6 separate regions of the Mus musculus genome follow, and regions 1, 3, 4, 5 and 6 are each linked to region 2. Evidence: chromatin loops called from intact Hi-C (ENCODE). Cell type or tissue: left cerebral cortex. All regions are shown on one strand.

Region 1 (4,000 bases), 450 kb after region 2:
TTATGTAAGAACTAAGAGAATTCTGGCAGGTTCAGAGAGAATTTTGGTGCAGCTGTTATAGGTACACTATCTTAGGGGTTTGGGAACAATTTACTATAGGGAACCTGTCCATTTAGCATGGCTATTGAGCAGCTATCCATGGACCCAGAAACTTTCAGTGGTTTGTAACCCTGCTGTAGAGTTCTTCTGTAGAGTATTCCTTGTTCTTTTCTTTCCCTCTGTCTACTGTCATGCTTTGTGTAGTGGTCTGGGATGTAAGGACAGTCTATCTTTTTATTATTGTCTAGTGTGGCTTGAAAATCCTAGTTCATAACACACTGTAACTGTCCCCATTCCCCTCTTCATAGGTGACCTTTCAGAATCAGTATCCTTTGTGCTAGGTAAGGACTTTCTTCAGAACAGGAGAATTTTTCAAGAGGCCAGAGTATCTATCTAAGTTGACTTGGTCTCTAAGAACATTACCATCAAGGACCTAGCAGTGTTGACTATCGCAGCTGATAGTGTTCACCAGTGGCCATTAGGAAGGATCATATCAGGAGCTGGAGGCAGGGCAGAATTTGGTCCAGGTGAGGTATACTGCCCCCTTATTTGGTTGATAACTACTTTATGTGCCAAAATGAAGCCTAAGAGCAGTTAAACTTTCTGAACTATAAATACTTCCAAGAAATGAAGTGATAGTGAACACATTAGACAGATCTGGGACTTTTCCTACAAACATGATACTTATAACAACTTAAAGGTTAAATGGATATGAAATCTGGTCAACCTCTATTATTTTCCATTGTCTAGGCACTATTTCTTTTTAATTTTTAAATATGAGAAAATTTAGGTCACATTTGGTATAGCCATCTTATGCAGTAAGGCAAAAATAATTCAGACTTCTAGGCTCTTACTCCTAATACCTCATTTTAAGCATTTATCAATGGTGCCACTATTCCGCATCATTACATTATAGTCTTTATGATATGTCAATATTATTAAAATGTATAGTTGATTCAAATTAACAGTTAATAAACTCTTATGTCTTACAAAGAAGTCTGTTTTTTATTATTTCAATTATTCATCTGGTTTTAGAGTTGCCATTTTTATATTCAAGAATAAGCATATCAAACAAGGAGTATTTGAAATATATTGTCAATTACTTTAAAAAATTAAAACTAACTTCACTATTTTTATTTATTTTATAGATATATTTACTTGTATGTCTATGAGTGCCTTGCCTGCATATTTTTCTATATACTATGTGCATGCACGGTGTCAGAGAGAGGTCAGAAGAGGGGCAAATGGAATTACAGATGGATGTGATCTGCCATATGGGTGCTGGGAATGGAACCTAGGTTCTTTGCAAGAACAGCGAGTGCTTGTTTAACCATTGAACCATCTCTTTAACCCCTACATTTTAAAAATTTGTGTTAAAAACAATATGACAGTGTTTGCTGTTACTTGGTAAGCACAAGGGCTGAGGAAAAAGGAATCATATTCCCTGTAGTGTGTTCTCAACCTCTCAGTCCTTCGATTAGTTCCAATAGGAATCTCGTTAGAGCAGAGAAATACTTTCTTCTTAGCACGAGCCAGTGCAGTTGTTTTCTTGACTTTGTTTTCCATGGAATCTCTTCTGCATCATTTAAGTGAGGTTAATGCACTCATCAGAACCAATGGTTTGACCACACATTCCCTTGTTCATAAAGCCACGCCCAGATCCGAGGGTTGGCAAGTATCTGAGGATGCAGTTGGTGGACGGCATGTTCGCATTCTGTACCTTCCTAGCCTTGTAAGCCAGTGTGGAAATCACATAGGTCACAAGAATGGGCAATGCTGCTTTAGAAAGCATTTGCTGTTCTTGTTCTTTGTGAGACAGGATCTTTATGTGTCCTTGATAGCTTGCAAAAATATTATATAAATTTCAATTGCTTAGATGGAATTATAAAATCTAGGTTATTTTATATAAACTTAATAAGACAGAGAAAATTTATTAGCCTAAACTGGTGAAATTGTGCCACCTAGTGATCTTTACTAAAAAAAAAAAAATCCTTGTGGGTTTTAAAGAGTGTTTAAGTTTGTAGAATATTAAATGTTTACAACAAATCTAGAAATTTATTTGTCTGGTGTATAGTATAAATTTAGGGTGTGATTAGCTTTTTTGGGTGTTTTTTTCCTTTATTTTCAAGTTTTTTTATGATAAAGTTTATAAAACTAAAAAACAAACAAACAAAACCCACAAGCACAAAAATGAAAACAGAATTAGAAGCCATTTCTGCAAGAGTGTATTCTAGTCCCTAGGAATTAGTGTGTATTAGTGTATACATTCTAGGTATTTCTAAGATGTGCTTTATTGAGTGTGAATCCACCTATTCTCTGGATTGTATTCATGTAAAGTAGTAATAAGACTGTGCGATGAAGATCACTAGGTAGTGAGATTCTTGGTGGCTCATGGTGGACAGGGAAGAAGACAGCTGTGTGGTTGAGGTCTTTGACTTCCTTACCTTGACTAGGCTACCACATGACCACTACAGGCCATTTCCTGAGACCACTAGAATCAGTTTTGTTTGTGTTTTACAGGAGGAGAAAAATTGTTATTTGGTTACATTAGGAGAAACGGGGGGGGGGACTTTTATTTTTATTTTTCTAGCATCTAAAATCGACATAAAGCTTTGGTCCTTTGTCTAGGCACGGATTCGTTTACATTTAGACTTGTTTGATTACTTCTGAAAACCTGGTTTTCATGTTTAAAGAAAGAAAACATATCCAATTATCAGTGAGTGCATATCATGTGAGTTCTTTTGTGATTGGGTTACCTCACTCAGGATGATACCCTCCAGATCCGTCCATTTGCCTAAGAATTTCATAAATTCATTGTTTTTAATAGCTGAGTAGTACTCCATTGTGTAAATGTAACACATTTTCTGGATCCATTCCTCTATTGAGGGACATCTGGGTTCTTTCCAGCTTCTAGCTATTATAAATAAGGCTGCTATGAACATATTAGCCCAGAAACTTAGAATACTCAAGATATAATTTGCAAAACACACGAAACTCAAGAAGAAGGAAGACCAAAGTGTGGATACTTTGTCCCTCCTTAGAATGGGGAACAAAATACCCATGTAAGGAGTTACAGAGACAAAGTTTGGAGCTGAGATGGAAGGAAGGACTACGCAGAGACTGCCCCATCTGGGGATCCATCCCATAATCAGCCACCAAACCCAGACACTACTGCATATGCCAGCAAAATTTTGCTGATATGACCCTGATATAGCTTTCTCTTGTGAGGCTATGCCAGTGTCTGGCAAATACAGAAGTGGATGCTCACAGTCATCTATTGGATGGAACACAGGGCCCCCAATGGAGGAGCTAGAGAAAGTACCCAAGGAGCTGAAGGGGTCTGTAACCCTATAGGAGGAACAGCAATATGAACTAACCAGTACCTCCTGAGCTCAAGTCTCTAGCTGCATATGTAGCAGATGGCCAAATCGACCACCATTGGGAGGAGAGGCCCTTGGTCTTGCAAAGATTCTATGCCCCAGTACAGGGGAACAGCAGGGCCAGTAAGCGGGAGTGGGTGGGTTGGGGAGCAGGGCAGGGGCAGGGTATAGGGGACTTTCGGGATAGCTTTTGAATTGTAAATGAAGAAAATATCTAATAAAAAGATTGTTTACAAAAAGAAAGAAAGAAAGAAAGAAAGAAAGGAAGGAAGGAAGGAAGGAAGGAAGAAAGAAAGAAAGAAAGAAAGAAAGAAAGAAAGAAAGAAAGAAAGAAAACTTAGGCAGCCAGGTGTGGACGCTCATGTCTTTAATCCTTGTACTCCAGAGACAGGTGCGTCTCTGAGTTTCAGGCCAACCTGGTCTACACAGTAAGTTCCAGGCCAGTCAGATCTACAAAGAGAGACTGTCTTAATCCACACACCTCCATCCAAACCCAAACAAACAAACAAACAAACAAACAAACAAACAAACAGAAAAACCTTATAGGTTGAAGCTAACCTAGATAAATTTGGGCACCTAAA
Region 2 (4,000 bases):
ACAAGGGTCCTGAAGTCAGTTGTTGCATCAAATACTTCATTTTTGGCTTCAATGTCATATTTTGGGTAAGTTGGAGCGCTCCTGGGTTTCCAAGTGCTGTGGCGGATGGGTGGGCGACGGTCCCCCGCCGTGGTCGCTGCTTTACTTTTCGCCGCCCCCGGAGCTCCTGCCCCAGTCGCGGCGAGAGGCGTCTACCTTCCGCCTTCCCGGCTCGAGCGCGGGGGAGAGAAACACTTCATCCTTTCCAGGACTCGGAGGAGGTGAAAAGAGGAACCAAGCCGGGCAGGGGGCAGCCAGGCCTCGGGGTGGCTTTTTTCTTTCTTTTCTTTCTTTCTTTCTTTTTTTTTTAAGGGGGTGGGGGGGGCGCGAAAAGCTGGGGTACAAATGGGAGGACGGCTCGGCAGTTTGAGAAACGAGGGAGCACACGGATTAGATTTGCTTCCCGTGGGATCTGGATGTTGGGCAGAGCGTGGTGTCATAATGGGGCAGGCTAATCGGGCAGAGCCGACCCCGAGATCCACCTTCCAGCGCCGATCTGATTGGCCGAGGGCTTGGCTCGGTGTTGCCGCGGCTGGTCTGTGCCGTGCTCAGCGTGTATCTCCTTGCACCATCTCCGGCTTTGTGTAGGATGCAGATGCCGTGGTGTGTGGCTCTGTAATGTGCACGTAAATAACACGTCCTGCATGCTCCTCTCCGGCAGTAAAGCGCTCCCTTTGCATAATGGACTGGCCAAGTGGGCGTGCAGGGTGGAGGGATTTATTTCTCTGTGTATCCTTGTGGAATAACTAGTCATCAGTCAACATATGTTTCGGTGTGCGCGTGCCTCGCGTCTTCCCCTTTTAAAGGGGTGACACACAGGTTTTCGGAACCCTTGGAGACATGCAAAGGAGAAGGTGTGTAAGACCTGTTTTGCTGGCAGAGCAGGTGAGCCGCGGCTTGCAAACCGGCTCCCAACCGTGCTCTGCGTGACACTCCCTCGTGCCGGGTGCCTATTGTAATCAGGCTGGGACCCTACTCTTTTGTTGTGATTCTTTTCTGAGACCTTCCAAACGTGTTCAGCAACCAGACAAAGAGTTCTCTAGGACAAGAGGGGAAATGGTTTGTTGGTTGGTTGGTTGGTTGGCATTGGTTGGCAGACCGTGTTATTTTTCAGCCCACCTATTTCCATCCGGGGTCGCCTTCCTCCCTGGCACCTCTCTCTCCATGGGAGGGAAAGATGGTGGCGGACCATAGGGATATCCCCAAGTTTCTGCGAGGTAAACAATGATCCAGTGGTCTGAATCCAGGACATTTTAATTTGGACTCCCCTTAATTGTGGCTGTTTGCTGTAGACATAAACATCTGTGAGAATAGTTGTAGTTATGCTGATCTTCTGCCCACCCCCTCACTTACCAGCTTATTTTATTTTCTCTCAGAGTAGCTATGTGTGTTTTGTGAAAGGAAAGGAAATGGACTTTGTGTCAGCATGTCATCTGTCCTCAGGACTGGACCAGATTGATGAGGGAGTGTGGGAACAAATACCATATACAGCCATTCACGAGTAGTTTTGTTTTTTTTTCTGTCAGTGATAATATATGGTTTCTGGGAGCAACTCCCCACCCCTGCCCCCCTGCTGCAAACAGAGCAAGAGGAAATGCGTTTCTTTCTTTCCTTCTTTTTTTTTTTTTTTTTTCTTCTCTCCTGGACCCTTTCTGGAAATGTTTAAAAGTGGTGGCTAGGCATGCTTCCCATTGAAGTATTCTGATTGCCTTGAACTATGAGAGGCAAGAGAGGCAAGGGCCGTCACATGGGGCTGCAGGGGTGGTTCACCCGGGCCTCTTCTTTCTGCTCCAACACTTCCAAAAGTTGCACATTTCAGCTACCAGGCAACAAAAAGCACCCACGGGCTTTCTCTGCAGTTTCAGAGCGGGGAGTGAGAGGGAAATAAAAAGGAATGGGGAAATGTTTCCCTGGCAGTTTGGTGTAATTTTGTAGCGAGCACAAAGGCAAATTTAGCCCTGTGTCTGGATTAGGCTGCAGCAAACCCCCTGGACTGTGGAGAGCTTCAACAAAATTGCAGATTGCCTGCATGGAGAGTTTCAGAATAGGACCCACATCTTGTCTGATTTTTGAAGTATTACTGTGGGAGGGCAGTAGGTAGGCTTGTGGCAAGTCAGAGAACGGTCTGAGGCCCTGAAACTGAAGGAGCTGCCCTGGGCAGCATTGTTAAGTAGGTGTCTACTTCAGAGAGTCATTTGCTCTCCCTGTCCTTCCAGTGCAGAGGGCCACCTCTAGTTCGTTTTCTATACTGCTCCTGTCTCCAAATGACCTCATATTTAAATGTCCTATTTTATCAGGGCCAGTGGGCTCTAGCAGAAATTAGCAGGAAAACATCCACGTTATCATTAAAAGGAATACACACCAAAATATTAGTGACCGGAGATCTGGCAGCAGCTGCCAAAAACATGCACACTTCTGTCTTCGGCCACCAACCTGCCCGTGACTGTCCAAGATAGCAGAGTCAACACTTCAGTTCAGTTGTACGGTTCTGACGGAGGAATTGGTAACAGAGACCATGGGCTCCCGGTCTTTCATCTTCACATTGACGTGCAGAACTAAATTCGAAATTCATTGAAGACATTTGAACGTAATAGTTCTTGTAAAATAAGAGGGAGCGCACAGTGGCAGCTGTGACAGCTCGGATCTCTTGCTAATCAGCACTCTGTCTGTGTTAGTCAGTTATCTGCCCTGGGCCTTCCTTACTCAGCTATTCGAATGAAGAATTTGGTTGAATTGTGAGGTTTTTCTCTGTCTCTAACAAAGACTTTGTTGAGTTCTAGTACGCCAGCCAGGCAAGATCGAGTCTCAGGGATGAGCAGTAGGCTCTAATGATGGACTGGAGACTTGCCTATAGTTATAGATGGTCCTTTAGTAGACATGCTCACGGACTAATTTGTTTTTCATTCTCTCCTCAATGATCTTTTTTCACTTAAAGAAAGAAACAAAACAACAAACCTTTCACTGAATTTTCCTTGCTTGTTGAGTTATTGGTATGGCACGCATATTTCCCTATCTCTCCCCTGAATCTCAAGTGTGACGCTCTGAGTCATTAGCTGTATTTTTATTATTAGAATCACAGCTTCATGTGGAGGATCCTAATTCTTTTATATAACAGCAGTGCTGATATTGTGAGTAAGAAAGTCAACATCTTGTACAGATTCCTTTCTTGTGAGTTAGCACAGGGCGGTGGGGGGGAAAGCCTTGTTTTTCTTGCTCTATATTGGAAGAACTCAAGCCAGCAGGAATTGATTTTATTGAGGGTGTCACCAGAGGAAGACATGTATCAGAAACACTGAGTTGTCTTTGGGGCGGAGGAGAGAAGAGAAGAAGGTTTGTTTTAAGGTCAGTCCTTTGGGGAGTTAATTTCTCTGTCCTGTCACTGACCGTTTATAGATGTTTTGTTCTGGTTCTTGACACTTAACTGTTTCTCAGAAAGTGAACGTCAACATCCTGGCTACTTATTGCTGCACAGCAAGCTCCCAAACTTTAGAATTTCAAAACGAAACCTCATCATGATAGTTCATAATTCTGTGATTTGACTCCTCGGGGGGCTACTTCTAATGTGGGACCTCCGTGCAGTTGCTGGGAGTTTCTTGCTGTCTCCTTTGGGTGGGGGAACCCCGGGCTGGTGGTCACCTGTGATTGGTGATGCTTACCCATGGCTCAGTGTCGCTGTCAGCTGTGGCACAGAAGGTGGATTTTTCTGAGGTTCGAAGCAGCTTCCAAGCAGTTTAACTGTACTGTCACTTGGCACATTTAGTCTAAGTCCTCATGGAGTCTGCTCAATTGAAGGTTCCATCTTTGGATAGGGAAGTGTCAGGGTCACTTTGTAGAAGGTTATGTGGTGGGCTGGCTAGTTTTATATCCACTTGACACAAGCTACAGTTATCTTAAAGGAGAGCATCTCAACTGAAGAAATGCCCCCATAAGGGCCGGCTGGAGGGCATTTTCTTAATTAGTG
Region 3 (4,000 bases), 460 kb after region 2:
CCATCTATAGGACCATTCAGCAGTTCCTTTGCATGCTGGTCATGCAAGGACAAAACAGTCTAGGAAGCCAATGAAATCACTGCTTATGTGGTCTGATTTCCAAAGTCCCTTTCCCTGTGTTCATCAGGTGCAATGAAAAGCACTGTGAGATGCTCTTGCTGCAGCTGGACACTACTGCTGGTGGAAAGGGGACACTCAGCTGCACAGCATCGCTCTGTGCTCCATCCCTCTGTACACTCAATGTTAGCATGGTCACTCTCACCCCTGCCAGCATCCCTGTTGGTAGATTTCGAATAAATCCTTTATCTCACTACCTAGGTATTTTCTTCAATTTCTGGACAAATGGCAAGCTACCCTACTGCTATAGCACAACCAGGCTATCAATGCTATACTCTGGCATGAACATGCTGTCTGAATTGATATATTGGCTTTTATTACCAAGAGCAAATGATATATAAGGAATGTCCAATAGGTTGTTAAAGGAAACATGACTTTTAATGACACAATTTTCCATCCTTTTATCTGTGACTCTTTCTAGTATGTCATTGCACATCCATTCTAGTTCTTCTGAATGGGATCTTGCCAGATATATGAGGCAAAACAAACAAACAAAAAACAAAACAAACAAACAAAAAACCCCCACCAAGAACTCTTATGTTTCCTTTTTTGAGACAGGGATTCTCTGTGTAGTCCTTGCTGTCCTGGAACTCACTTGGTAGACTGGGATGGCCTGGTACTCACAGAGATCTGTTGCCTCTGCCTTCTGGGTGCTAGGATTAAAGGCATGTGTCACCACTTCCCAGCTACTTATGAGTTTTATAAGAATGTAGGAAGCATTAAGGTTAACAAGAAAGTTAAACACTTCATTACAAATAAGTTTCCCAAGTGCTTGTGATATTCTCTTGCCATTCTGTATACCTTGCTTGCCCCTTCTTGGGCTATTCATGACCTACCCAGGGACAGGGGCTTTAGTTTTATTTGTATCCAGGTTAACTTAGAAGAGTAAGAGAACTATATACATTTGCCAATAAGTTCTTTTCAAGTAAGTAATGATCCAGCTGTTTAGTAGAAGACATCAAAAGATTCTTAGGAACCACACACACATACTTTTTGAGTATTCTAACAGAGATGCCACAATTAATTCAGAACTAAGTAGCAAACTAAGAATCACAAAATTTAAATATATTTAAGTTTGTATTGGGGACTGAGGCACTCTAGCTCTTTTGTGGGTAAGGCAGGGCCATGGAAGGATTGCCTAAGCCAGTGGTTCTTTACCTGTGGGTCACAACCCCACTGGCAAACTTCTACCTCCAAAAATACTTACATTGTGCTTCCTAACAGTACCAAAGTTATAAAGTAGCAATGAAAATGATTTTATGGTATGGGGCCACTACAAGTTGAGAAACCGTATTAAAGGGTTGCAGCATTCAGAAGGTTGAGAACCACTGGCCTAAGCCTTTAAGGATGTTTAGAAGCTGTGTGGATTTCTTAATGAAAAAAACCAACCAAACACATAGATGGATTCTGATACTCTCCAGCGCCTGTTGCTGAAGATTCAGTGGATCGATGAGGGTGGCTTGGGCTTTTTCGATGCCTTCACCTTACTTTGTAGACAATGTTGCCATTTATCCGTGTCCAACACCAGAAGCAGTTTTTAGCCCTTGCCCTTGACTTGCTTCAGTAGGCAAGCTTTCCCCTTTTCAGATGTTGCCATTTCTTGTCACCCCCCCACCCCCGCCCCCAACCCTCTGCGTTCCCAGCTTTCCTTTAGAAATCTTGATGGCCTGCAGGTCAGATTCAGTAGTGACTTTATTCAGAGGATGCCTTTTTGACAGGAGTGAAGGGGGACTTTGCTGATCCCAAACCCTGTTTTGGGGTCCCGAGCTTTTCTATTCCACCTGTCCCCGCCTCGCTGCCCCGCCCCCCGGGTCTTTCCAGTCACCCTGATTTACAGGGAAGGCAAATCAAAATCAAATTAATTCGCCTCCTTCTAGTGCGTTTCTAGGGCTTTTCTGCGCAGCGAAGGTATTCTGGGACAGGAAGCAGGTGAGTTGAGGCGGAGCTGAGGTGGAGCTGAGGTGCAGCACCGCCCTGCCTAGCGCAGGGAGCTTCGTCAGACTCTACAAGACATCTCCGAGCTCTGAGCGCTCGACCGGAAATGCTCCGAGGCCGGTGCCGGAAGTGCACCTACAGGCCCGAGTCCTTCCGGCCTCTGCCCTTCCAAGGTTTCCGGGAGGCGGGGAGTGGGCGGAGCCAGAGCCGGAAGTTCAGGCGGCTAAGCCCGGTCTCTGGCGTGACCCGTGAGCGCTGAATTGAACGCTGGCGGGCTGGCGGGCGGGTCCTCTGGCTGCTGTCCTCGCCACTTTACCTCTGTGCCGAGGACCCGAGGGAAAGCTGACGCCGCTGAGCCAGTCAGCACGCAGCTCGCACTCTAGTCCCGCGTGTAGGGACGACGCAGGCCGCCTGTCTAGTTTCCGGTCCCGTGGGCCCCGCCCCTCATCACTATGTATGACCGTGCTCCGCGCTGGCTCGACTGTGCCAACCGCGGCAGCACCGAGGAGCACGTGGGGCCTGGGACCTACCAGGTACCTTTTCCTAAGCAGCAGGCCACAGGTAAGATGCTGATGGCCAGCTTGCGGTGACAGACGGCCCGCCTTCAGCCTGCCCTCAGGTTAAACACAAAGTCAAAAAGGACCACTGTTCAGAAATGTAACACGTCGCAGGTAGAGACGATACTAGAACCAGGATTTTGATTCCTTGGCTCTTGACTGTATGACATAACAAGTTTGTGACTGTATGAAACACAATACTTGCTTTTGCACACACTTTAATCAGATTTATTTACCACGATGTAATTGTTTACATTTCTATTCTGTATTATCACTTACAAATTGGATCCCGTCCCCAATCTCCCCCACTCCCCGGAGTGAAGTTATCTGACCATCCCTGGCTTTATACTGAGACCCTCTTTCTACATTCTGTGAAAAGTTATAGCCTTCAGGGGTGGCCTAGGGACTAATAATTGAAGTAGTTAATTGCTTTTCTTCATTTCTCACCCCCCCCCCCCCCCCCAGTTTGTGAATTAGGTCCAACTTTTAATAAATATTTCTAATTCGGTCTCTGCTTTTAAAGTTCTGGTTTTTGTTTTTGTTTGAGTTTAATACCACCCAAATTCTAGTGGTTTCTTTTGTAAACCTGCATTTTTCAGTAGATATAAAATACCTCCTGCCCCCTTAAAGTTCCAGGAGTGAGTACTCTGTTTACATCCCTGCTCCATTATGGTTAGTTTAAGTTTCTCTGGACATGGTAAAATTCTGTTTGCGTTTCAGATCTCAAATTTTACATCTTTTCAGCATCTGTCCTCAGCATTTTTGGTACCTATGCCAAGTACTGTTGAGATGGTATAAGCATGTATTCCCCAGCATCTTGTGTTTACCAGTGACCATCTGTAATGGGCACACCTATGATGCTTTTGCACACCCATAACTTTTTTTTTTGACCTTTATTTTGGTACAGCTGACCACTTTCTTTGTTGCTTTCTGTCTCATTTTTTTTCCTGCTGTTCAGTACCTGACACATGATTCGGTACTGAAGCAAGGAATCATGTTTTATTTTTCTTTTTTTCCCACTAATCATGCACAGCTAAATTTATAAGATACTTAGCTTTACATCTTGTTCTTGTTGCTTTGCTCATTGTACTCTCTTATTCATATCTGTTACTTCAATCACCATTTATATCCAGCCACTCCCAAGTGAAATTCTTTATAGAGATAGAGGTGGTTTATGTCTCTAAGTTTCCCACAGGCTTAAAGTCTGCGTCGTTGTCAGTCACTTTACAGACATCCTTGCATGGCTGGTCTAAGCTTTAGAACTCTAGCTTACTTTTTTTGCCTGGCCATTTCTCTTGGCCTTTAAGACCATTGGTTAAATGTTCACAATCTCTCAGAAATTCTTCCCCTTTGTTCATAGCTACCCAATTTAATACAATCCAATTTATTTT
Region 4 (4,000 bases), 120 kb after region 2:
ACAGAGGTTCATGCTTGCCTACAGATAACTGACTTTTTACGCCTGTAGTCTGACATACTTCCAGTCCATTTCAGCCTTCAGTGCGCCCCTCTGGTGTGTTTTCAGCCTTGGCTTTGTCTAATGGCTGGGGGAGGGGTAAGCAATAGAGCAGCCCATCAGGGCAAGCCTTTTTTAAATTTTATTTATTTATTTTTTTAACTGTAAGACAAGCAAAGATTAGTGAGCTGTAAGCTTGCAACTTCCACGTTTCTATCCAGAAGTGGATAGCTAATCCCTCATGTTCCTTTTTTATATGCTTGCATTGCCTGGGTAATTTCCAAGAATATGGATTTTATTGCTTGCGTAGCCGTCCCCCTCCCCATCTCAGATTACAAGCTCTTGCTCAAAATGTCAAGGTCCAAGTTCTAACAAAGAGCTCTCTAGACCAGACTGCCTCAGACTGTGGGCATTTCTTTAAGGCCTTCTCCTGGAACAGTGTGCATTCAAAGGGAAAAGCCCTTTCATCGTCTCTGGGAAGATACTGCGGGCTCTTGGTGCTACGCAGTTCCAAAGAAGTCCCCCTCCTGGCCCCTTTTTCCTTTCCCAGGCTCTGTGTGATGGACTGCTCCAGATCCTGTTCTTGGCTTCGAGCCCCAGCAGTCTGTGTCCGCAATCCCATAAACAAGCAGAGGACTAGCCCTTCAGGTGGATGGTGGAGACTGAATTAAGTATTCTTGCCTCTCGTGCCCGGTCACAACAGCTGGCCCAACAGTTTAGAACATCTGGGGTTTTCATTGAGCTGCCCTGAAAAGAGATCACAGCTTCGTACAAGTCAGAGGAAGCCCCCAGCACTGTGGTTGTAGGCTTCTCTGAATGTTTTGCTCATGCAGCATGAGAATTATGTGGATCCCCTAAAACTGTGGGTGTAGGTATTTTATAGCCATTCATGTAAAGGAGCAGAATAGATCTCAAACTAGAGTCCGTTAGTGTCTCTTAAATATATAACTATTTGGAGCACAGTTCTGGAAGGATGCTCAAGCCGGTGACAGAAGAAGGAGAATTAAACAGCACTCAGGGGCCGTCCGTCACCTTTGCTTTATCCATGCACGTGCTCAGTGATTAGTATAGGCCCTGACTGTCCTACTGTCTGACGTGAGGTGTTGTCATTCTTTCCAGTCCTGTGTACACATGTAGGCAGGACAAGGCCATACCTGGTATGGCAGGGAAGCTCTGAGGACAAGGGGGCCTGAGTTCATCTTCTACCAGGGCTTTTCTGACTCTGAAAGGGGAGCTGCCTGTTAAGGTGGCCACTGTGGGAGGAGTTGGGGAGCAGGCAGGGTAATGTCTGAGGAGCGATGGGGGGCAGGGAATAATCTGCACAGACTCCTTGCTTACAGTTGGCTTTCATGTGGTTTCGTGGACCCCACAGTTTGCAGCAGTTAGTAACATCAGTCATTGGTTAGATCAGGCAAGGCCTGCAGGCTCTGGGAAGCCAAAGAACCCTTCAGGGATTCCTGCCCCATCTGAGGACACAGTGTAGTCTTCTCAGTGGCCTGTGCAGCCTGACACAGCCTGGCTACTGTGAGCCTCTGAGCTGTGCTTCTCCGTTCCTGGCACTTTGTGTCCCGCTTTGTCGCCATCTGTCCGGGGCCTCAGTCCAGATGTCTGGCTTCGGCTAGGGTGCTGTTCGGACATCCGCCAGTCAGCTCTTCCTTCCTTCATGGTGCCCAATGAACATGTATTTTTTTCCCCTTAATATTTATTTTGTTTTTATTTATGTGTCTCTCTGTGTGTATGCTCCAAAGAGGATGTTTAATCCCCTGAACTAGTGGGGCTTGAACTAGTGGTTGTGAGCTGCCCAACAGGGGGTACTCAGACCCCATGTCTAGTCCTCTGTAACAGCAGCAAACTCTTAACTAATGGAGTCATCAGATACTAATCCCTGTCCCTCTCGTGGGTTTGCTCTAGTCACTCTGCAGTACCTGCAGTTGCCTTCCACTTGGCTTTCTCTCCTCACTCTGCCCTCCTCCCTGGCAGCAGCCCTGAGCAGCCCGCTCATCTGTGACTTTCTATTGCTTGTCTTTCCTTGCGCTGCCCTGCTAGCGTGTCAGTGCTACAAAGCAGGCACTTGTCCGCTCAGTTCCCTGACTTGTCCGAAGCCCTCCAGTGGCTGCATTGCCGGTTGTAGTTGCCCAGCAGGCTCTGCCTTTCCCGAGTTGTATTATGGTACTGTGCAGCACCAGGGCTAGAGGTCCCTAGGCAATATGTACTGGGGCCACAATTAGATGGCCTTGTGACTATGTAAAGGGAGAGACATTGGCCCTGGCCTCCATGGGAATTGTCCTGTTTACAGAGTCGAGTTTTGTCTGTCATGCCATCTTATCAAGACCATTCTGGACAGTTGTAAACTGGGACATCAGAGCCCAGTGGCAAGAGTAGGATTGATTCTCTGTTGGTTGAATTTTCTGCCAGCTCATACTTTGGCAGGAATTGTACTCAGGGACTTTTTTTCTCCTGAAATAACTCCCCACCCTACCAAGACAGGTGTTGTATTAGTGGCTGTACATAGGATACCTGTATAAGCTGGCTACCCATCTGCCAGAGCTGCAGTGTTGGCTCAGAAAAAAGGAGAGTGAGAACAAGTGAGCTTCTCTGCTGGCTCATTGGTCTGTCCAGGGAAGGCGGTAGGTGCGCCTCGCCTGCCTGTTCCAGCGGAGGTTTACATTCTCAGAACGTTAGTCCGCTGTTGGTGAGGCTGTTGGTGAGGCTCGGCTTCCTGCAGTGCTGGTCGGGAACTTTGTTTCAGTCTGGACAGATCGCAGGTGAAATTGCTACATCTTAAGCAAACAGGAGTAAGGAGTGCTCGTTTAGAAGCCGCTTAAGAACTTGGATGGCTGGGCCCTGGTATGTAATTGCTTCTTTTTAGGAATACAAGTAGCAGAGGTGACAGAAATATATGATGATGGTAAAATAATTTAGTTTTCAAAAATACAAAACGTGAGATTTGCTTCCCAGAGAATTCAGTTAGCAGCCAAATACTCAAACAAGAAAAACATCCTTCAGAATTTCTGCTAGGTCCAGCCAGCCCTGAGAACAGCACCCAGAAGTCGATTCTGTCTGCAGAGCAGTAGGTTTTATTTCCCCTGTACTGGGAAGTTGAAGACGGGGCCCAGTGTGTGCTTGGAAAGCACTAACCACTGAGCAGCAACCCAGACCCACATTGGAATGTTGAAGGGCCATAGTTTCCAGGTATAAGACCAATTACCCTTCACACCTCCATCCTGTCATTACCGGAAAACACTTCTCAGTAGTTCTCAGTTCTGCCCACGTTTCCTCCATATCCTGGACACGATCAGCTCCTGCCTGCTCCTCCCTCATCTTCCTTTGGATCCCTGTGGATCCAGACGTCTGCAACCCACATGGTGATTCTTCTCCTCAGTGCCAGCCTGTCCCACCCACTCCCACCCACCACTCAGTCTCACAGATGGTCCCTGAGAATCCTCCTGTCACCAGGGTGATGAATGGGCGCCTTACAAGGTCCAAAAGTGCCGTGCCACACTTGCGTCTCTGATTGCATGCCAGCCCCTCCCATCTGCTGTTGTTAGCCACACAGATTTGGTGACTTGTAATTCTCTCCTTACCACGGGGCAGTTTTATTCTTTCGTGACCTGAAAGTCCTCTGAACTGTAAGAGCTATGTCTGTTTTTTCTTATCTCCTTTTATCTTGAGACGTGTAAGGTCAAGTATAAAGTTGGGACTCAAAGCGACTTGGAATACTGGAAAGGTGGCTTTTTGAAGTGTCCATTTCGTGCCAGTTGGGATGGGACACTGTTCCAGTCCAAAACAATGGAGTCTGCCAGGATGAAAATAACTGGATATGGAAGAAGAGCTTTTCCACTTGACAGTGGGGCAGATGCATCCTTCTGGAATCACCCTGTGACACCCGAGACTATTTTCCTTTCCAGTTTTGCCAAAGCATCAGTTGTGCTGGCTCTGGAATCCAGGTCTAGCTTCCGTCACT
Region 5 (4,000 bases), 200 kb before region 2:
AATCTTTACAGCTTAGTAATGTTGATTACATTTGCATTGTTGTATAACAAACCTATTTCATCTTTAAAAACATATGCATTTTAGAGCCTGCTGTGGCAGCACATACCTTAATCCTAGCACTGGGGGAGGTGGTGGTCTTTAAAGTCCAGCCTGCTCTGTAAAGAGAAGTCCAGGAGAGCCAGGGCTACAAAGAGAACCCCTTGGAAGCCCCTCCACCCCCAATGTATTTTATAAAAACATTATTTTTGTGTGTATGTGTATAAAAAATGTGAAGGTTTCATGTGGCATAGCACAAATTTGAGCTGGCTCTTACAGAGGTTCTAGTTGTCAGAGTTACCAGGCCCCCACTGCAAGTGCTTTTCCTGTGCAGTTTCCTTGGTACCATTTTCATCTTTTAAACTAAAATTAGTTTATTAAATAAGTTGCTGTCACCAGCTGTTCAGTCCTCAGCACCACTTTTGACCTCTCCAAACCTGAGGACCTTAGGTACCTCATGTAAGTAGACCCATGTGCATGTGTGGGGCAATTCACATAGGCTTATCCCTAGACTTCGTCCTTGTTATCTGTGTCAGATTCCCTCTTTAACGTTGGTTAGTTTTCCACTGCCTATCAGTTCTACATTTTACACCGTTTGCCTACTGATGGACACTTCTACTCTTTGACTGGTAAATAAATCAGCTATGAATATGGGTAAACAACTTTATATACTGGCTTTTATTTTCAGGTGGGCACTCTGGTTTTTTAAAAATGATAAAAGCAAAACTTGGCAAGCAAACCTTCGATTGATCTCTAAGTTTGATACTGTTGAAGACTTTTGGGCGTAAGTAACTTTAAGATACTTATATATACTTCTAAGTTGAATAATTTTTTTATCTTACATCATTTACAAAATGAAAGATGAATATCTTCAAAAGTTTGAATTGGTAGTTATGCTTTATTTTACATTGTTGAGTACACACAAAAGCCCTATGTTTCGGTTTGATTACTCTGTATTCCTCATCTTCCCGTGAGAATCCTCTATTATTGTCCTAGAATTTTTTGATAGCCTTTTGGCTGTCCGTCTCCTGTGCAGTCACCTACATATATTTATGTCATAACTGGATACTAAAAGGCCTTACTAAACATCCCCATTTCTGCAGACAGCTTTTAGTATAATATCTGGAATTTCCCTGCTCAGGCTATCAAAAGGTGAAACTTATAAAATTTAACTTTCAGGGCTATAAACTCAGGAGTAGCAAGACAATGATGTGTCTGTAATCTTAGGTCATTAATTTTATTGTAATTTATCAAAGAGTAATCAAAATGTTTTTTAGATTAGTTTTTAGTTTAGGAAGAAGTTAACTTGGATCATAAACTTTTCAAGACTTACAAATAGAATATAAACTGAAGGTTTTTTTCGAGAAGTGTATGTTTGAGACAGGATGTAGCTGAGTTTTTGAGGATGTCCTAACATTGTAGAACTTGGAATCCCCCACCACCTTTACCTGCCAAGGCATAGCAGATCAACACTGCTCATGCCTTAGATGTTTTGAAATTTATCTTAAAACAGTAGTTTTTGTTTTCTGAGGATCAAATTTAGGACCTTGAACATGATAGGCAAGTGCTTTACAATTGAGATGCATCCTACTTCATCCAAAAGTTGAATTTTCTAGATATTTTTAGAGAACATATAGGGAAATACTTTTTGAGAATATGAGAGGCAAATGTTGGAGAAGAGTTTAGAGTTACCTCACAGTTACTATTCTATATGTTTATATTAGGTCATAGGTGCTGAGTTTAGTGACCAACATTTTCATGTAACTTCTGAGTCTGTTTTGCTCACACAAAAGAATAGACTGTAGTCATTAAATTCATAGCTGTATTTTTTTAAGGCCACAATCAGTATTCAGTGTGTTTCCAATGTCTGTACTGATATTTCCCTGCAACAGATATTAGGTATTCATTGCATCATTGAGAAAGGCAACATATAAAATACATAAGACTGCTGAATTCAGTTTTTTTCTAAGAACATTATGGGGTTGTTTTTTTTTTTTTTTTTTTTTTTTTTTGGTTTTTTGCTTTGTTTTGTTTTTTTTTAATGAAACAAGTATATTTCAGCTCTCCTAATTACTAAAGGTGGCTGTCTAAATTGGAGTTTTTGAAAGGGTCAAATGGTTTTTGTACTCACTGTGTTTTTACTGCAAGACTTTTGAATAACTCTCAAGCCTTCTTTACACGCACAAAAAGTTCTCCAGTTTCTTAATAAGGAAAAAGGAAGGGCTTGAATCCCATGCCCACTCGCATGTGCTCTTGGACTGCATTCCTGGCTTTTACCTGTTTATATAAGCCTGGTTCCAGGATTCCTTTAGTGGAGCACAGCCCCACATGGCAGTGAGTGTAAGCAAAAGCCCCGGGAACCAGAGCTGAGAGATGGGGAAGGACGGAGCCTGAGCCTTTCTGGATGGATTAGGCCACCTCTTGATTTCTTACTCCTTTCTAGAAGGTTTTACACAAACATTTCTTCAGTCCTTTTGCTTTAGTCTCATCCATGTAACCTTAAGATTCTTAGGTTGTGGTTTGGGAACTGTCAGTCATTAGATACTTAATACTATCGTATTCAAGGTGGATCATACTGTGCAATGTGGTAAGGAAGATGTAGACTTCTTAAAAGTGTCTGAAATATTTCTAGACAAAATTAAGGTCAACACAGCAAGGTTCCTAAGATAAACTCTGCTGTCTATTGGAGGAGAGCAAATACGGAACCGACGTGTGCTTCAGTTTTACACAGAGATCAGTGACACAGCCCTTCTGCCTTTAAGAAGTATATATCAAATACCTCGAAAACCATTCCGTGGTTTAAATATTTGGGCAATAGCTCAGAACTGCAGGTCTACCTGTTGGTAATGCCTTTGATCCTGGCCTGTGCCTGAGCTCCTCATACTGCGGTGCTGACTGATAGGAACCATTTTGAGTTGGAGAACCACTGCTGTGTTTATACTTGCAGAGGTAATAATGTTGATTGACTGAGCCATGCAGTACTGATGGTTTGTTTTAATTTTCTTAAGTGCACATGGCTGCATTGAGTTAACAAATGTATCAAAATATTTTTTTAGAGTAGTCATTTGAGATAGTTGTTTGTATTAGTTTACATTATAAATTTCTTTGAGTGTAATCATTATTTAGACCTGTTGTGTCCATTTCAGAAATTAACTACATACAGAGTCAAAAAAAGAAAAACAAATCTACATACTTTTATGTTTTCGTATTTTCCAAATGTGTGTGTGTCTGTGTAAGCACCCAAACCCTGCATTACATATTATGTTTTTAATTATTATTTTCTTTTACCTAGTCTATACAACCATATCCAGTTGTCTAGTAATTTAATGCCTGGCTGTGACTACTCACTTTTTAAGGTATGCCTAATCAATGATTGTTTATATTTATTACAGGACCAGACCATTCAGGTATTTGTAAAAACTGGCCACAAATTCAGGCAGTTGGCTTTACCAGGCTTGAGTACAGTGCTCTGTGGTAATATTTAGTTACTCATGGGAACATCCTGGGATTGACTCGAGCCTTGCTAATTCTGTGCAGCCCTTCCTGGATATACTTGAATAGACTGACTTCGTCAGCTAATTTTAAACCCATGAGATATTTATAAACAGACCTTTGTCAGGTGCTAGGATAGGACGTTAGTTAGCTCAAATTACATAGTTTTTAATGTAGCTTCTAAAAGGTTTCTGCTCGGGAATTTTCAGAACCTTTAGGTGACATGAAGCTTTGCAGTTGGAGAATTCACAAGGAGGTGGGACGCTTGCGCAGTTGCATGCCTCTGGCGTGTAGTTCTTGTGTATGTTTAAAAGCCGTGCCAGTGGCAGGGGTACAGGGAACGAAAGAAAAGTTGTCAGTGGTGCTTGCTGAGTCTAATACTGTGTCTCGGAGTACCAGTGCTGTCTAATGCTGCCTTCTCCTCCTGCAGGACGGGATTGAGCCTATGTGGGAAGATGAGAAAAACAAACGA
Region 6 (4,000 bases), 260 kb before region 2:
CCTTGCTCTTAATTTCATGGCCTCTATAACTTTGTAATTGTGTGTGTGTGTGTATGTGTTTGTGTGTGTGTGTGTGTGTGTGTGTTTGTAAACATATAAATATGACCTTCTCAGTCCATATAAGGATCCTAATGTGTATGTGATTTCTGAGCTGACCTCTTGGTACTGGATAATCAATTTGGGAGCTAGTGTCAGTACACATTAACCCATGCATGCCACCCAATGGTTTTTAAGATTTCATTTCTATTTTATGTGTATGGATGCTCTGCCTTCAAGTGTGCCTGTGCGCTATGTGCCTGGTGCCTGAGAAGTTTGTGAGAACCACGTGGTGCTGGGAACTGAACTTAGGTCCCCTCAAAGAGCAGAAAGTGCTCTTAACCACTGAGCCATCTCTCCAGCCCAGCCATTTTTTGTTCGTTTTCTTTCTCTTTTTTTGAGATAAGAGTCTCATTATTTAGCAAGGGCTGGCCTTAAAATTCACTAGGTAAACCAGGTTGGCCTAGTAGAGTTCTGCCAGCTTCTGCCTCCAAAGCACCGGGATTAAAGGTGTATGCCACCACACCTAGCGCCTCTCAACTTGAAACCCCTGAATACGAACTATATACATTGATCTAGTCAGATGGCACACAATTTTCATAGCAAATTTTTGTTTTAAATCCAGATTCCACACAGAACTCACTAAGTTAAACTGGAAAACATTAAAGCCACAAGAGGCCCTGCACCAGGTTAATAGCTCCAAGGCTATTTTCAGGTCTCTCTCCTCCAAGTGCAAAGCTTGGAAAGTGATGTCAGCAAGGTCAAGGGTCATATACTCTCTAAAGGCAAGATCATACAATAGTGAAGGACTCTTGCAATGGTTTACTACAATTGCTAAGGCTTTTAATCATTGGCTTCATCTTATTTTATCTTTCCATCTATTTTATCTTAGAAAATAGTTGGTTTTGCTATTTTCATATAACTATTCTTCCCCCCACCCCACCCCCGCCCCCACCCCAGAACCCTGGCCGTCCTGGAACTTGCTTGTACACCAGGCTGACCTAGAACTGACAGATTTGCCTGCCTGACTCCCAAGTGCTGCGATTAAAGGCATGTATCACTTACCACTGGTGACATAATTATTCTTCTTCAACTTTATCTAGATACCAGCATTAAATTGTAGTGGAATCCTTTAAAAAACAAAACGTCTCTAAATGATAGGGCTACAGGGTCTTCCTTAATTTCATTGTCAGCACAATCTTGTACAATACAGAATGAAAGGTACCCTCATTCTCTCTGTATAGAGTAACACTGAAACTGGGGAACTTAAGTAATTTCACTTACTCAAGCTCTCAGAAAAACTAGCATGCCAAGGTCTTTGGCCTATTAACTCCCCTCTCCCAGGAACCTGTCAGTTTATTACCAACGTACTTATATTCTTCTCCTCAACAAATTGTAACTAAGAGCCTAATAACCATCTACTACTTGCCTTGCCATTATTCTGAGTCTAGAAACGCGATGGGACACAAATACTGTTCAATAAATACACACTTCTGTCAGGGCCCCACTCAGTGCTAGGTTTGCTCAGTTGCACAAAAACTACGTCGGAGCCTTGAAGCACAACCCCTGCGGGACTGTCCTTTCTACTCCAGGAACTTCAGTAACAGAAGTGACTCATCTCTTTACCTTACCGGTTCTCAAATTAATAATCTGAGATGCCAACGGAAAAGAATGAATTACACCGACCTCTCTCCACGCCTACACTCAAAGTTACTTAAATGTCAAAGCGCGGTAGTAAAACACAAAAGAAGTGAGACTGAAACAGCTCTCCTCTACGGGAGACTGCAGCCACCCCCAGGCCCCGGCAGGTCGCTTCCGTCTCCGTCCGGGATTGCAGAGACACCGGAGAGAAGCCCCGGGAGCGCGGCCAGCGGCGTCCAGACCCGACCCCGGCTCGGCGGAGGTCTTGGGCTACCGGCTCCCGCGCGTCCCTACCTGCGCACACACCTGGCCGCCCACGGGACCGCGGAGGCCTGGCCCGAACCCGCCGCAGGTCAGCTTCCGCCCCCGAGAGCGCCGGCGGCCGGGCTCCCGGCTCCCGAGGCCCGGGCCGCTCGGAGGCCCGAGCGGGAGGCGACAAGGCCCAGAGGCGGAGGACCGGAGGGGCGCGGGGTGGGCGGCTACCTGCGAGCAGAAGTACGAGCCCTGGATGCCCAGCTTGATGCAGGTGGGACACTGGAGCTTGGCCTCGCTGCTGCAGCCGTCCGTCTCGCACACCCGCGTCTCCACCGCCGCCATGCTGCCTGGCTGCCGGAGGAGGGAGGAACCGCCACAGGGCGGGGAGAGGGACCCAGCCGGGGAGGAGCTCCGATGGCAGGCCTAGGCGCCGGACCGGGAGGACCAGGGCCCGCCCCTACGCAGCGCGCCCCCGCCCCCCTCCGCGCACGCGCGGCCAGGGCCCCGCCCCTTAGCGCGCGCTCACCTGCTGCCCCGCCCCTCCCTCCGGTTCGGCCGACCCCCCGCCCTGACAGCCACGCCCTCTCCGCGCACGCGTAGTGGCGACCCGCCCGGCAGCCTTTACGCCGCCTCCCCTGCCCCGCCCCAAGGCTTGCGGTGGCGGCGACGCCACGTGGGGTCAGCGGAGATCCTACACCCCATGACGTTGGGACCCCGAGCGTGAAATTCTTGAGCCTTCGGTGTTTCATTCACTCGCAGGTGGTTGGGAAGGGCGTGGATTCCTCAGTTTGGTTCGCCGGGAGCTTCTTGGGGACTAATTCCCTTTTCTGAGTTCCGCTTCTCTCTGCCAGTGTTCTCCTCAAAATAAAAAAGAAAGAAAAAATTACGCTCATTCTTAAAAAAATATCAATGGACCGAGATGGGACTGAAATACGCTCTTCCTCATGTCTTTCCACACCCCGCTATTGAAATACATAGCGCTAGTAGCTGCCAGATAGTTCAATATCGATGATTTAAAATATATATATATTATCTGATTTTATAGTTTGAGCGAATTCCACCAATCAAGAATTGAGGGGGGTTAGCCGGGTAGTGGTAGCGCATGCCAAACTTTAAACCTAGCACTCAGATCTAGAGGCAGGCAGATCTCTCTGAGTTGGAGGCCAGCCTGGTCTACAGAGTAAGTTCTTGGATAGCCAGGGTTACCCATAGAAACCCTGTCTCAGAAAACAAACCAAAAGAGAAAAGAAAAGAAATGCGAGAATTAAAAGGCTCTAGAGTTTATCAGATACAACCCGGTAGCCTAAATCTTTCAAACACATAATCAGTAGACAACAACTGCCGTTTTCTATTTTTTTTTTTTGTTTGTTTGTTGCTAGAGGAATGCTGTGACTTTTAAAAAAATCTTTTCCACCTTAATACACCAGAAAAGCTCATGTTTTCTTGAATAACTTTTCCTGTATAACCAACCACTGTAAACTTTTAATAAAAATGTATACATTTAAGAAAATTAGTGACTGCATATGTGTATATGTTTGTATATGACATCTAACTGTATAAATCCCAGCTTCCTAAACTGTGGCTCTCAACTTCTAAATATGGAGTAACAAAATTTTTGGCAATAGTAAGCAGTTTTTGACAGCCTAACAACCAAAAGTTATTTCAGAATTAAACGCAACACTCAGCATGTGCATTGGACTTCTCTGCAGTCTGATCCTGCATCCACTGCACGTACACTCTGTATTGCGGGTGCTGTCACATAGGCAGTGACAAACACATCCTGGTTTCTTTACAGAAGACAGAGACATCTAGTATTCTTCTGTCATTCTTCATTATGTATCCAATCAGGTTGTCTTTGGATTGAGTTAGCCTCAATAGCAGCAATCCTATAGTGGCTAGAACTCTGCATAGAGAATTGAATATTTGCGTCCAGGCATTGCTGTTTTGAGTTACTGACTTTAATTTCATTTTGAAAAAGTTATTAAGTGGTCTTTGGTTTGGATTGAACAGAATTTCCAACAATTTTTTAAACAGACAAAAAGAGACTTCTGCTATTTGAACCATGAGA

What was found. Hi-C counts contacts between places; a loop is a spot of excess contacts. Peaks named below come from ENCODE experiments on the same cell type or tissue, not always from the same donor. Only the 100,000 strongest peaks of a DNase experiment are listed, where the experiment ranks them.
Region 1: it touches region 2 in a loop (4-fold over the local background); 3 of 42 quality-filtered maps call a loop at or near these places.
Region 3: a loop joins it to region 2, with 2.3 times the contacts of the local background. A loop is called at or near these places in 3 of 42 quality-filtered maps.
Region 4: it touches region 2 in a loop (3-fold over the local background); 7 of 42 quality-filtered maps call a loop at or near these places.
Region 5: it touches region 2 in a loop (2.8-fold over the local background); 2 of 42 quality-filtered maps call a loop at or near these places.
Region 6: a loop joins it to region 2, with 5 times the contacts of the local background. A loop is called at or near these places in 4 of 42 quality-filtered maps.

Annotation. Positions count from the first base shown.
Region 1 is chr3:139,192,128-139,196,127 of GRCm38, forward strand. It overlaps the pseudogene Gm4862. Among named protein-coding and RNA genes, the nearest start is that of Stpg2, 12 kb to the right of the region's middle. In left cerebral cortex, a CTCF peak has its summit at 1,995 (motif pointing left); no DNase peak of the experiment used is centred here.
Region 2 is chr3:138,742,596-138,746,595 of GRCm38, forward strand. Tspan5 (tetraspanin 5) reads left to right here. Exons shown (of 8, transcript NM_019571.5): 1 at 1-65. Among named protein-coding and RNA genes, the nearest start is that of Tspan5, 2.4 kb to the left of the region's middle. In left cerebral cortex, a CTCF peak has its summit at 2,009; DNase peaks (open chromatin) are centred at 141, 666, 1,398, 1,992 and 5 more places; H3K4me3 peaks cover 4,000 bases; H3K27ac peaks cover 4,000 bases.
Region 3 is chr3:139,203,395-139,207,394 of GRCm38, forward strand. Stpg2 (sperm tail PG rich repeat containing 2) reads left to right here and starts at 2,499. Exons shown (of 14, transcript NM_198659.2): 1 at 2,499-2,613. The coding sequence starts at 2,505. In left cerebral cortex, a CTCF peak has its summit at 2,171; DNase peaks (open chromatin) are centred at 1,310, 2,242 and 2,456; H3K4me3 peaks cover 1,294 bases; H3K27ac peaks cover 1,136 bases.
Region 4 is chr3:138,857,785-138,861,784 of GRCm38, forward strand. All of the region lies in intron 1 of Tspan5 (tetraspanin 5), which reads left to right. Among named protein-coding and RNA genes, the nearest start is that of Tspan5, 120 kb to the left of the region's middle. In left cerebral cortex, a CTCF peak has its summit at 2,124; DNase peaks (open chromatin) are centred at 664, 1,589, 2,194, 3,416 and 1 more place; H3K27ac peaks cover 3,883 bases.
Region 5 is chr3:138,546,935-138,550,934 of GRCm38, forward strand. It overlaps Eif4e (eukaryotic translation initiation factor 4E), which reads left to right. Exons shown (of 8, transcript NM_007917.4): 4 at 725-820; 5 at 3,329-3,392; 6 at 3,959-4,000. Among named protein-coding and RNA genes, the nearest start is that of Mir1956, 23 kb to the left of the region's middle. In left cerebral cortex, no CTCF peak of the experiment used is centred here; DNase peaks (open chromatin) are centred at 2,349, 3,579 and 3,883; H3K27ac peaks cover 1,595 bases.
Region 6 is chr3:138,487,098-138,491,097 of GRCm38, forward strand. It overlaps Metap1 (methionyl aminopeptidase 1), which reads right to left and starts at 2,285. Exons shown (of 11, transcript NM_175224.4): 1 at 2,161-2,285. The coding sequence starts at 2,274. It overlaps Gm32553 (a long non-coding RNA gene), which reads right to left and starts at 964. Exons shown (of 2, transcript XR_001784010.2): 1 at 1-964. In left cerebral cortex, CTCF peaks have their summits at 2,315 and 2,573; DNase peaks (open chromatin) are centred at 1,799, 2,404, 2,495 and 3,018; H3K4me3 peaks cover 1,913 bases; H3K27ac peaks cover 937 bases.